Linked DNA regions of Homo sapiens: region 2 is linked to region 1. Evidence: read pairs that join two places in POLR2A ChIA-PET (ENCODE). Cell type or tissue: CD4-positive, alpha-beta T cell. All regions are shown on one strand. Links, peaks and the distances in the headings refer to the core of each region. The heading gives the core; the rest is flanking DNA.

Region 1 (5,372 bases), core at 285-5,284:
TTCAAATTAAAACAAAGAGATGGCTGGGTGCAGTGGCTCACGCCTGTAATCCCAACACTTTGGGAGGCCAAGGCGGATGGATCACCTGAGGTCAGGAGTTTGAGACCAGCCTGGCCAACATGGTGAAGCCCCATCTCTACTAAAAATACAAAAATCAGCTGGGCGTGGTGGCACATGCCTGTAATCCCAGCTACTCGGGAGGCTGAGGCAAGAGAACTGCTAGAATCTGGGAGGTGGAGGTTGCAGTGAGCCAAGATGGCACCACTGCACTCCAGCCTGGGTGACAAGAGCAAAACTTCATTCCAAAAAAAAAAGAAAAGAAGAGATGAAAGGAAGAGACTACTTTACAACTATGAGATTAATGAAAAATCAGAAAGTTGGATAATCCAAACTATGAGATTAACAAAAAATCAGAAAGTTGGATAATCCAAAATATTGGTAGGTGGAGGAAAGGGGACCGTTGTCACTGCTGGTGGGTGGGAGCACTGGTGCAGCTATTCTGTAGAGCAACAGGCAGAAGTGAGTGGATTTAAGCAAGTGCACCGCTACAAGCCAGCAAAGCCACTCTTGGCCGTGCACCCCTGGGAATCTCTTGGATCTTTGCACAGGTCTATATGGGGGCCAGAACAAAGATGTTGCCTGCATCTTTCTTTGGGATAGCAAGGAGCTGGCAATGACTTAGATGTCTATTTCTAGAAGACTGGGTAAGGAAAATGTGAGGAATGTGATAGAATGTTTTACAGCAGACAGAAGTAACGAACTAGTTCCATGTGCCGTAACTTGGATAATTCCATTTAAAATGGATAGTTCAAATGAAAATGTTAAAGAGTGAGATCTATAGCCTAATACCACTCATGTAAATAAAAACACACTACAGGCCTCAGCGACATGTGTCCACTCTAAGCTGGACACCTTGGAGTGTTCAGAAATGAGAGGAAAGTGAACTCTGGCCTAGACAGCATGTGGGAGATAAACTATCAGGAGCACTGATAGATAAACTATCCCAGCCCTTTGGGAGGCCGAGGCGGGCGGATCACCTGAGGTCAGGGTTTGAGACCAGACTGGCCAACATGGTGAAACCCGTCTCTACCAAAAATACAAAAATTAGCCGGGCATGGTGGCGCACACCTGTAATCCCAGGGAGGCTGAGGCAGGAGAATGGCTTGAACCCGGGAGGTGGAGGTTGCAGTGAGCTGAGATCATGCCACTGCACTCCAGCCTGGGCAACAGAGCAAGACTCCATCTCAAAAAACAAAACAAAACAAAAAAGCACACTGCATAACATAACACTGCATACTTTTCAAGGATACAAAGATGTCTGAGGACATATGCTGAACACATAAGGGTGGCTGCCTGTGGAAGGAGAAAGGAGTGGGAGGGAAGGAGAAAGGTAAAGTATGAGGCCTTTCAAGGCTCTCTGGTGGCATTGTGCCGTGAACTAAAGTGCACAATCAGCTCTTTGCACCTGGGGTCCAAAATAGCCAACCAACCAAACCAAAACCACCTTCGAGTCCTCCAGCTGGGCTGGCACAGTTCAGGGCAGGTATGGGGTAGGTATAAGGGTGAAGGTACACGGGCTGGATACGGAGGGTTTGAACACAATGTACAGAGTTCTGGCTTCATTCCACCAGCAATGCAGTTTCCAGGGCTCTGATACTTGATCGCCATCTCCTAGTGCTGATAGTTTATCTCCCACGAGCTGTCTAGGCAAGAGTTCACTGTCCTCTCATTTCTGAACACTCCAAGGTGTCCAGTTTAGAGTGGACTCATGTCGCTGAGGACAGCTTGACCGGTTTGCAGAAGCATGTCTCAGGTTCACAAGCTTACTTTTGCTTTGTGGTTGAAAAATTAAGCAGGGAAGCTGGCCTGTCCTAGCCCCACCTGCCTAAGGATGTCAGGAGAGGCAGCAGTCCCCACAGCCTGGCTTTCGCGAGTCGGACTGTGACGCCCTGATGCGAGCCAGCCATCTGTGTCACTACCAATTAAACAATGAAATATCTGAAGTAGAAAAAAAAATCAATTGCTGGCTGACTCCTGCAATCTAGTTGTGGAGAAGTGATAATTACCCTCCGCTTTGGTCTCTGAGGGCCCTGCTTTGACATTCAGCTCCGCAGTGTCAGGCCCAGGGGAACCAGCTCCCCAGTCTCTCCGCTTGGGTCTTTCACTGAGCACGTGATTCCCCACACCGAGCGAACTTCAAAGCTCCCAGTGTAGATGGAAAATCGGGTTTAAAAACATGATATCATGGGCTCAGAACCCAGGGAAGCCGATTTTGTTGGGGGAGGAAATCACGCCCCCTCCAGCTGGCTGCCCACCCCCGGCGTCCTTTACCTGGTTACCTACTGACGTGCAATGCCTGGGGAGAGAGGTTGATTCGAGGCGGCAGCAGTTTCTATAAGCTGTCGCAGGCGCATTGGCAGACAGCTTCTGATGTTGTAAGACTTCTCATTGGGTGTTTGATGAGCTCAACGTCTCCTCATCTGACATCCTGCCTGGGCGGCAGGACGGGGAGTGAAGGCAGGGAGGGAGCCTCCAAATGCCCCTCTCCTGCCATTCAGCTTTAATTAAACTGCCGGCATTTCCAATTCTCTTTCTGGACTCCGTAATTACCGTTAGATAACAAAAACGACAAGAGGGCTCCACCTGGCCCCTGCACCCCACGTGTGTTTGGATGACCCAGACTAGAGAAGGCATGGCTCTGCCAGGTGTCCACAACCACAGAGCCGACTGCAGCTTGGACGTGTCCCTCAGCCACACAGGCACTCCCCAGATCAACATCCTCCTAGTCACTCTGGCCAGAAGCCCAGGCCTCCTCCTCCTCCCCACCGACCAAATCCCATCAGTCACTGAATCCAGCAGGCCCCACCCCGGGCACCTTCTCAGGGTTAATCCTTTCTGTCCCCACTGGTACCGCCCCAGCTCGGACTCTCCTCCTTTCCTACCATGCTTTGATGAGCTTCCTAACTGCTCTCTCCTACTCACCTCTGCCCTCCAATTCATCCTGCACAGCAGGATGCAAACTGAGATGCATGGCCAGAGAAAGACAACACCATCCGTCCCCTTGCCCTGCTGACGTGGAGCTCAGGACTCGGGCGGGTGCGGCTGCTGTTGCCTGCAAAGAGCCCCAGCTTCACCCCTTCTGTGGGTGTGAAAAAGCAAAAGGCCACAGGCCAAGCTTGCTGATCTCGGGGGGGCCTTTTGGTGACAGTCACTTATCCTGGGGAAGGAAGGGAAGCAGCTAGGGACACTTTCCCACTGATTACCTACCCATGTGCGCCTGGGGCCGAGTCGCCTCCCACACCTGCCCTGCCTGCCTCCCAAGGGCTGTTGGAAGGCTCGGATGAGATCATGCCCACGAAATCCCACAAAAACGCTGTGCAGTTATGAGGGATCGTTATAAGGCAAATGGGGGGAACTCCCCACATCTGAAGCCCTAAGTCTCTCAGGGTGGAAAGGACAGCAGCTGAGCAAACAGGTCAAACTGCTGTCTCCCAGAATGGCCGTCTGTGTGGCAGCCCAGGGGAGTTAGTCTATCTGGGACCAGAGGGCAATTCTTCCCTTTCCCACAGAGGGTAGAGCTGGGTCTGCCTGCAGCCTCTGACTCACACATCTCCAGCTGTGGAATCTCCTTTTCTGATCTCCCCAAAGAGAGGATCAAGGTCTATGGGGCAGGTTGTCAAACTTCAGTGTGTAAAGAATCACCTGGGAGCAGGGATGTGGGTATGCGTATTGAAGATGCAGATTCTAGGGCCCCATCCTCAAAGACTCGAATTCAGCAAAGGCCCAAGAAAATGCATTTTAACAGCAGCCTCCGTCTTCCACCCCCACTCAGGTCACTTGAATGCACGAGGGGGACGTCCCACTTTGAGTGAAGGCTGCTGCGTGCAGGATAATATATGGTCTGGAAGCAGAAAGTCACACTGGTTGTTTGGCTTGGAGTGAGTCATCTACTGGGTCTCAGTTACCTCATTTTAGAGTGGGGAGGTGATGCCTTTACAGGGCTGTTCTGAGCTTTAAATGAGATGCTGCAACAGCGCGGTACTTGTCCTGCTGTGAGCGATGGGTAAATGCAGGTGCCCTCTTCTCTCCTCAGTGATGGAGCCCAGAACAAAGGGGCCACCACTTCAGGAGAGGGGGCGAGAAAGAAGGAGACAGCCCATGGGGGGCCCGCTGAGCTCCCGAGGAGCCAGGCAGCCCGCGCCTCCCGCGGCACAGACATCAAGGTGGGGATGTCGTTCCTCTGCTCAATGCCGTGCCCAGCAGGCCCTGCCAACGGTGCTGATTAAAGCTCAGGGAACACGACACTTCCAGAAAGGTCAAAACTTGAACTAATAGAGGGGAAGGGCAGCCCAATTAAGGAAGAACCCACAAGATGAACCGTTCACCCAGCCATACCGGGTGTCTACACCCATATGCTGAATGTCGCAATGCACGGCTAAGAAAACCGCTGCCAGAGTAAAGTATCTCAAGGCAGGCTGCGGGGAACCAGTGCAACTTCTAACTGGCACAGCTGCCACCAGAGCACAGAAAGGTGCTCTGTGGAGACGATGCATCCAGGAGAGGGTGTCGTTAAGTACTCTGGGTACACTGCAAAGACTGTCACCAAGACTGCAACAGACCCCATCTGAATTATCACCAATGTTTATGCCAGTAGAGTGGGAACCACTAAACAACAAACTTTCTCTTAAGTTCCCCATGTACATACCCTGGGGAGAGAGGAGGAGAGGAGGAGGACAGGAGGAAGAGAGGAGAGGAAATGAGGAGGAGAGGAGAGGAAATGAGGAGGAGAGGAGAGGAAACGAGGAGGAGAGAAGAGGAGAGGAGAGGAGAGGAGGAAGAGAGGAGAAGAGAGGAGGAGGAGAAGAGAGGAGGAGGAGAGGAGAGGAGGAGGAGAGGAGAGGAGGAGGAGAGGAGGAGGAGAGGAGGAGAGGAGAGGAGGAGGACAGGAGGAGGAGAGGAAGAGGAGAGGAGAGGAGGAGGAGAGGAGAGGAGGAGAGGAGAGGAGGAGGAGAGGAGAGGAGGAGAGGAGAGGAGGAGGACAGGAGGAAGAGGAGGAGGAGAGGAAGAGGAGAGGAGGAGGAGAGGAAGAGGAGAGGAGAGGAGGAGGAAAGGAAGAAGAGAGAAGGAGAGGACAGGGGAGGAGAGGAGAGGACAAGAGGAGGAGGAGAGGAGGAAAGGAGGAAGAGAGGAGGAGGAAAGGAGGAGGAGAGGAGGAGGGGAGGGGAGGAGAGGAGAGGAGGCTGCACAGCTGCCCGCAGGAGGGGCTCCTGCTGCAAGACCCCCACAGAGCACCCCTTTAACTTCCTCCATCCCTGGTCTCTAGATTCACATCGATCCAACAGTACGGAAGTGTACTGCAGTGGGGAAAGTGC
Region 2 (5,372 bases), core at 100-5,099, 220 kb before region 1:
ACTCTAATTTCATCAACAATAATAGGAGCCTTCCTGAACTTCTTTCATTAGACTTTCCAGCGGTTGTGTGAACCTTCGATTCCCTATATTAAAATCTTTCCTATTTGGAAAATCAAATGGAGCCTACCAAAAAGGTTACCAAAATTAATAAGTGAGTTTAACAAGGCTGCAAAATACAAGATCAATATAAAAAAACTAATTACATTTTTACATACTAGGAACAATCAGAAATAGAAATTTTAAAAAAAGATTCCATATATATAAGTTTCAAAAACTGTGAACACATAAGAATAAATCTGACAAAAATATGCAAGTCCTGAATATGTACACTGAAAACTACAAAACATTGCGGATAGAAATTTTTAAAAACCTACGTAAGTGAAGAGATGTACCATGCTCATGAATGAAAAGACTTAATATTAAGATGTCAATCATCCTCCAATTAATTTAGATTCAACGAAATCTTTATATTAAAATCCCAGCAGAATTTTTTTGTAGAAATTGACAAGTACCTTCTAAAATTCATATGGAAAAGCAAAGGATTCAGAATAGTCAGCAACTATAAAAAGAACCAAGTTGGAGGACTTACACAACCTGACGTGAAGACTTATTATAAAGTTAAAGTGATTAACACAGTATGGTACTGTCTTATTTTTCTATAGACAAAAAGTTCAATGGGATAGAACAGAATCCACAAATACACTGATATATATATATATAGAGAGAGAGAGACAACCAATTTTCAAAAAAGCTGCAAAGGTAATTTAGCTGAGAAAAGAGAGTGTTTTCAACAAATGATGTTAGAATAACTAGTAGGAATATCTTTAAAAATGAACCTCAATTTGTACCTTGGCAATATATAAAAATTAATTCAATGAATCATAGAACTAGATGTAAAATCTAAAACTATAAAACTTCTAGAAGAAAACATACAAGAAAATCTTTGTGACCCTATGTTAGAAAAATTATTTTTTTGACACAACACCAAAAAACATGATTCATAAAAGAAAAAACCCTGATATATTGGACTCAAAGTTAAAAACTTCTGCTCTTCAAAAGACATTTAAGAGAATAAAAAGATTAAGCCACAGACTGAGAAAAAGTTATCTGCAAATCACTTATCTGACAAAGAATTTATATACACAGTATATAAAGAACCCCATCTTAAAACCGGGCAAAAGAGGCCGGGCATGGTGGCTCACACTTGTAATCCCAGCACTCTTGGAGGCCGATGTGAGTGGATCACTTGAGGTCAGGAGTTCGAGATCAGTCTGGCCAACATGGTGAAATCCCATTGTTACTAAAAAAACAAAAATTAGCCGAATGGTAGTGGTGCATGCCTGTAGTCCCAGCTACTAGGGAGGCTGAGGCAGGAGAAATTGCTTGAGCCTGGGAGGCGGAGGTTGTGGTGAACCAAGATGGTGCCACTGCACTCCAGTCTGGGCGACAGAGTGAGAACCTGTCTTTAAAAAAAAAAAAAAAAAAAAAAAAGAAGATGGGCAAAAGATTTGAACAGACACTTTGCCAGAGAAGACATACATGTGGCAAATAAACACATAAAAAGATATTCAACTTCTTTAGTGATTATGAAAAAAACAAATTAAAGCCACAATGAGATGTCAACACACATGTACTTGTAGAATGTGCAAAATTAAAAAGACTCACCATTCCAAGAATTAACAAATGGAACTCTCTCATGATGGGAATGTAAAATGGTACAATCACTTTGGAAAACACTTTGGCAGTTTCTTAAAAAGCTAAACATACACCTACTATATGACCCAGCCATTCATTGCCTAGGTTATTGACTCTAGAGAAAAGAAAGCGTATGTCCAACAAAGACTTGTAGATGAATATTCATAGCTTTATTGATAAGAGCTGAAAACGAGCAAATGCCCAAATGCACATCAATAGGTGAATGGATAAACAAATTAAGGTGGAATATACAACAGAATGCTACTTACTCAGCAATAAAAATAATGGACTATTGTTAAACACAACATGGATGAACCTAAAAATAACTATGTTGAGTAAAAGAAGCCACACAAAAAAGAGTACCTACTGAACAATTCCACTTGTATAAAATTCTAGAAAATGTCAACTAATCTATGGTGACAGAAAGCACATCAATGGTTATCTGGGGTGGAGAAGGGGCAGAGAAGGGTGGCAGAGAGGGGTGATAAATGGGCAAGAGGAGACAGAGGGTGGTGAAGGACATATTAACTATCTTTTGCATACATCGTTTGAAACTTACCGCATTGTAAATGTCAATAATACCTCAATAAGGAGGTAAAAGGAAAAACAAAGAAGAGAGAGAAAAAAAAAAAAGCCTTTCCTACAGGGATACCTGGAATGGCCCATTTCCCTGGCAGAACCCTGAATGACACAGCCCCGTAAGTGAGATCCCTTTATCAGTTGAAATTTCACCCTGGGTGTGCACACTGTTCCCTAAGATCACAAATCTGTAAATCAGAACTTCTGCACAGATAATTCTCCTAGGATGGGTGCCAGGTTTCATTTTTCAATGTAATGAAGTCTCTTGTAGAAAAGAGCTTAATAAGGCAAATGTCTGAATTTTTAGAGCTGTTACCTTTACATCTCATTGTTTTAATTCTCCGGAGTGCTGTAAACTACCAGCATCTTCACTGAACTTTCCTTCGATCAGTAATACCTATATTATGTGTTTATAAGGCAATTGAACCAAAGCTGTTAATTTTTTAACCATTCTTACGGTTTTGCTTGACTTCAAAGGACACCTTAGGTTCAAAGGACACCTTAGGTCTTAATGTAAGATTTAGTGAATAAATCTTTAACATCACCTCACACCTCACATTTTACTCCTGAAAGTACTTTCCTATACATTACAATTAATATGCCATGCTTCTAACAACAGCCTGAAATTAGGAGTGGTTTTACAAATATCCAAACAGGCTAAGAAACAGCCTCCTGGGGCTGGGCGCGGTGGCTCATGTCTGTAATCCCAGCACTTTGGGAGGCCGAGGTGGGTGGATCACGAGGTCAGGAGATCGAGACCATCCTGGCTAACATGGTGAAACGCCGTCCCTACTAAAAAAAAAATACAAAAAATTAGCCAGGCATGGTGGCGGGCTCCTGTAGTCCCAGCTACTCGGGAGGCTGAGGCAGGAGAATCGCTTGAACCTGGGAGGCGGAGGTTGCAGTGAGCCGAGATCACGCCGCTGCACTCCAGCCTGGGCGACACAGCAAGACTCTGTCTCAAAAAAAAAAAAGAAACAGCTTCTCAACGAGGGCTTATACCACATACTCTAACATACATACATTTATCTATTTGTTTATTTATTTATTTTTGTTTTATTTTATTTTTGAGACGGAATTTTGCTCTTGTTGCCCAGGCTGGAGTGCGATGGCACAATCTCGGCTCACTGCAACCTCCGCCTCCCGGGTTCAAGCGATTCTCCTGCCTCAGCCTCCTGAGTAGCTGGGATTACAGGTGCCCAGCACCACACCTGGCTAATTTTTTAGTATTTTTAGTAGAGACGGGGTTTCACCATGTTGGCCAGGCTGGTCTCAATCTCCTAACATCAGGCGATCCGCCTGCCTCGGCCTCCCAAAGTGCTAGGATTACAGGCATGAGCCACCACTCCTGGCTCACATACTCTAATATTTATAATCTGGAACTGCTAAAAACTATGTTTACACCTTAAGGGCCAGACCAACCCACAAAAGCCAGAGCAGCACTCTACCGTCAGCACTTGACAGCGAAGAAACTAAAAAGAAGATGAGGAATAGCGGTCTTAGCTATGGCCTTGGAAAGAACTATTCTCTACAGAAAAGTGATGAAATATGGCTCCTAAACAGGAGAGAAAATAAGTTTATCAACCAGAATCCACAGCTCTGAGGCACATATTATTCAGGAGAAAAACTGAGAACTTATAACAGTAACTGGTGGGACAGCTCTTCTAAACATTCAGGTGTTTTCCTTTTCATGTTGCATTTTTTTTATCTGCTTTCCTCCACATATGGTTCGACACAGTTTTTCTTTTCTATTGAAAGAATAAATAATAACTGACCTTTGAAATCAGATTGCTAGCAGTTCAACATCAAAATCACAGTAAATTGAAATTCCATTAAAAGGTAATTTTAGGACCAGGTGCAGTGGCTCACACCTGTAATCCCAACACTTTGGGAGGCCGAGCTGGGCAGATCACTTGAGGTAAGGAGTTCAAGACCAGCCTGGCCAACATGGTGAAACCTCACCTCTATTACAAAAATACAAAAATTAGTCAGTGTGGTGGCATGCACCTGTAATCCCAGCTACTTGGGAGGCTGAGGCAGCAGAATTGCTTGAACCTGGGAGGCCAAGATGGCACCACTGCACTCCAGCCTGGGCAACAGAGCCAGACTCTGTCTCAAAAAAAAAAAAAAAAAAAAAAAAAGGTAATTTCAGGCTAGGTGTGGTAGCTCACGCCTATAACCCCAGTACTTTGGGAGGCTGAGGTGGGCAGATTGTTTGCACCCAGCCTGGGCAACATGGCAAAACCTGATCTATACTAAAAATACAAAAAATTAGCCTGTAATCCCAGCACTTTCGGAGGCTGAGGCAAGTGGATCACTTGAGGTCAGGAGTTTGAGACCAGCCTGGCCAACATGGCAAAACCCCATCTCTAATAAAATACAAATAATAATAATAATAATAATAATAATAATAATAATAATAATTAGCTGGGTGTGGCGACACATGCCTGTAGTCTCAGCTACTTGGGAGGCTGAGGCAGGAGAATGGCTTGAACCCAGGAGGTGGAGGCTGCAATGAGCTGAGATTGTGCCACTGCACTACAGCCTAGGTGATAGAGTAAGACTCTGTCTCAAAAAACAAAAACAAAAACTAGTGGTTCTAGGAGGCCTCCTGCCTCTCAACACCAGGAAGGTGAGCACTCAACTAAGAGCCCCTCCCCTCAGGCTCTGGGCCCTCCTCTCTCACTGACCAATGACCAAGTCTCTGTCAGGGCTGCATATGCACACAGAAGAAATGGAGCTAAATAGTGTGCATGAAGATCTTTAAAAAGCATTAATCACAGGCAAGGAATCAAAAAATAAGTGAATTCAAACAATGATACATTTGATTTTCCTCTGACCATGTGTTCTCAACTCTAGGAGGATGCATATCCAGTTAACAAGATTGGAGGAGACTTGTAATGCAGTCCATCAAGGAAGGTGATTTTTGCACACCTTTCCAGATCTACGCTTTAAGAAAAAACCAAGAATTTTATGTTAGAAAATAAATGGAAGAGATGTGGACTCTGCTCCTGAGATCACACGGTATCTACTGCAAACAAGTGATCTGACGGCAGGTGGGCTTCCTGATTATGCTGCACTACTGTCATTTTATTAAG

What was found. Peaks named below come from ENCODE experiments on the same cell type or tissue, not always from the same donor. Only the 100,000 strongest peaks of a DNase experiment are listed, where the experiment ranks them.
Region 2: POLR2A ChIA-PET joins it to region 1 with 6 read pairs; 2 of 35 experiments call an interaction of 5 or more read pairs at or near these places.

Annotation. Positions count from the first base shown.
Region 1 is chr22:40,007,084-40,012,455 of GRCh38, reverse strand. The region is part of intron 1 of FAM83F (family with sequence similarity 83 member F); the gene reads right to left. Among named protein-coding and RNA genes, the nearest start is that of FAM83F, 15 kb to the right of the region's middle. In CD4-positive, alpha-beta T cell, for the core only: no CTCF peak of the experiment used is centred there; DNase peaks (open chromatin) are centred at 2,405 and 4,425; H3K4me3 peaks cover 699 bases.
Region 2 is chr22:40,226,402-40,231,773 of GRCh38, reverse strand. The region is part of intron 1 of TNRC6B (trinucleotide repeat containing adaptor 6B); the gene reads right to left. Among named protein-coding and RNA genes, the nearest start is that of TNRC6B, 51 kb to the right of the region's middle. RefSeq lists an enhancer at 3,082-3,583. In CD4-positive, alpha-beta T cell, for the core only: no CTCF peak of the experiment used is centred there; no DNase peak of the experiment used is centred there.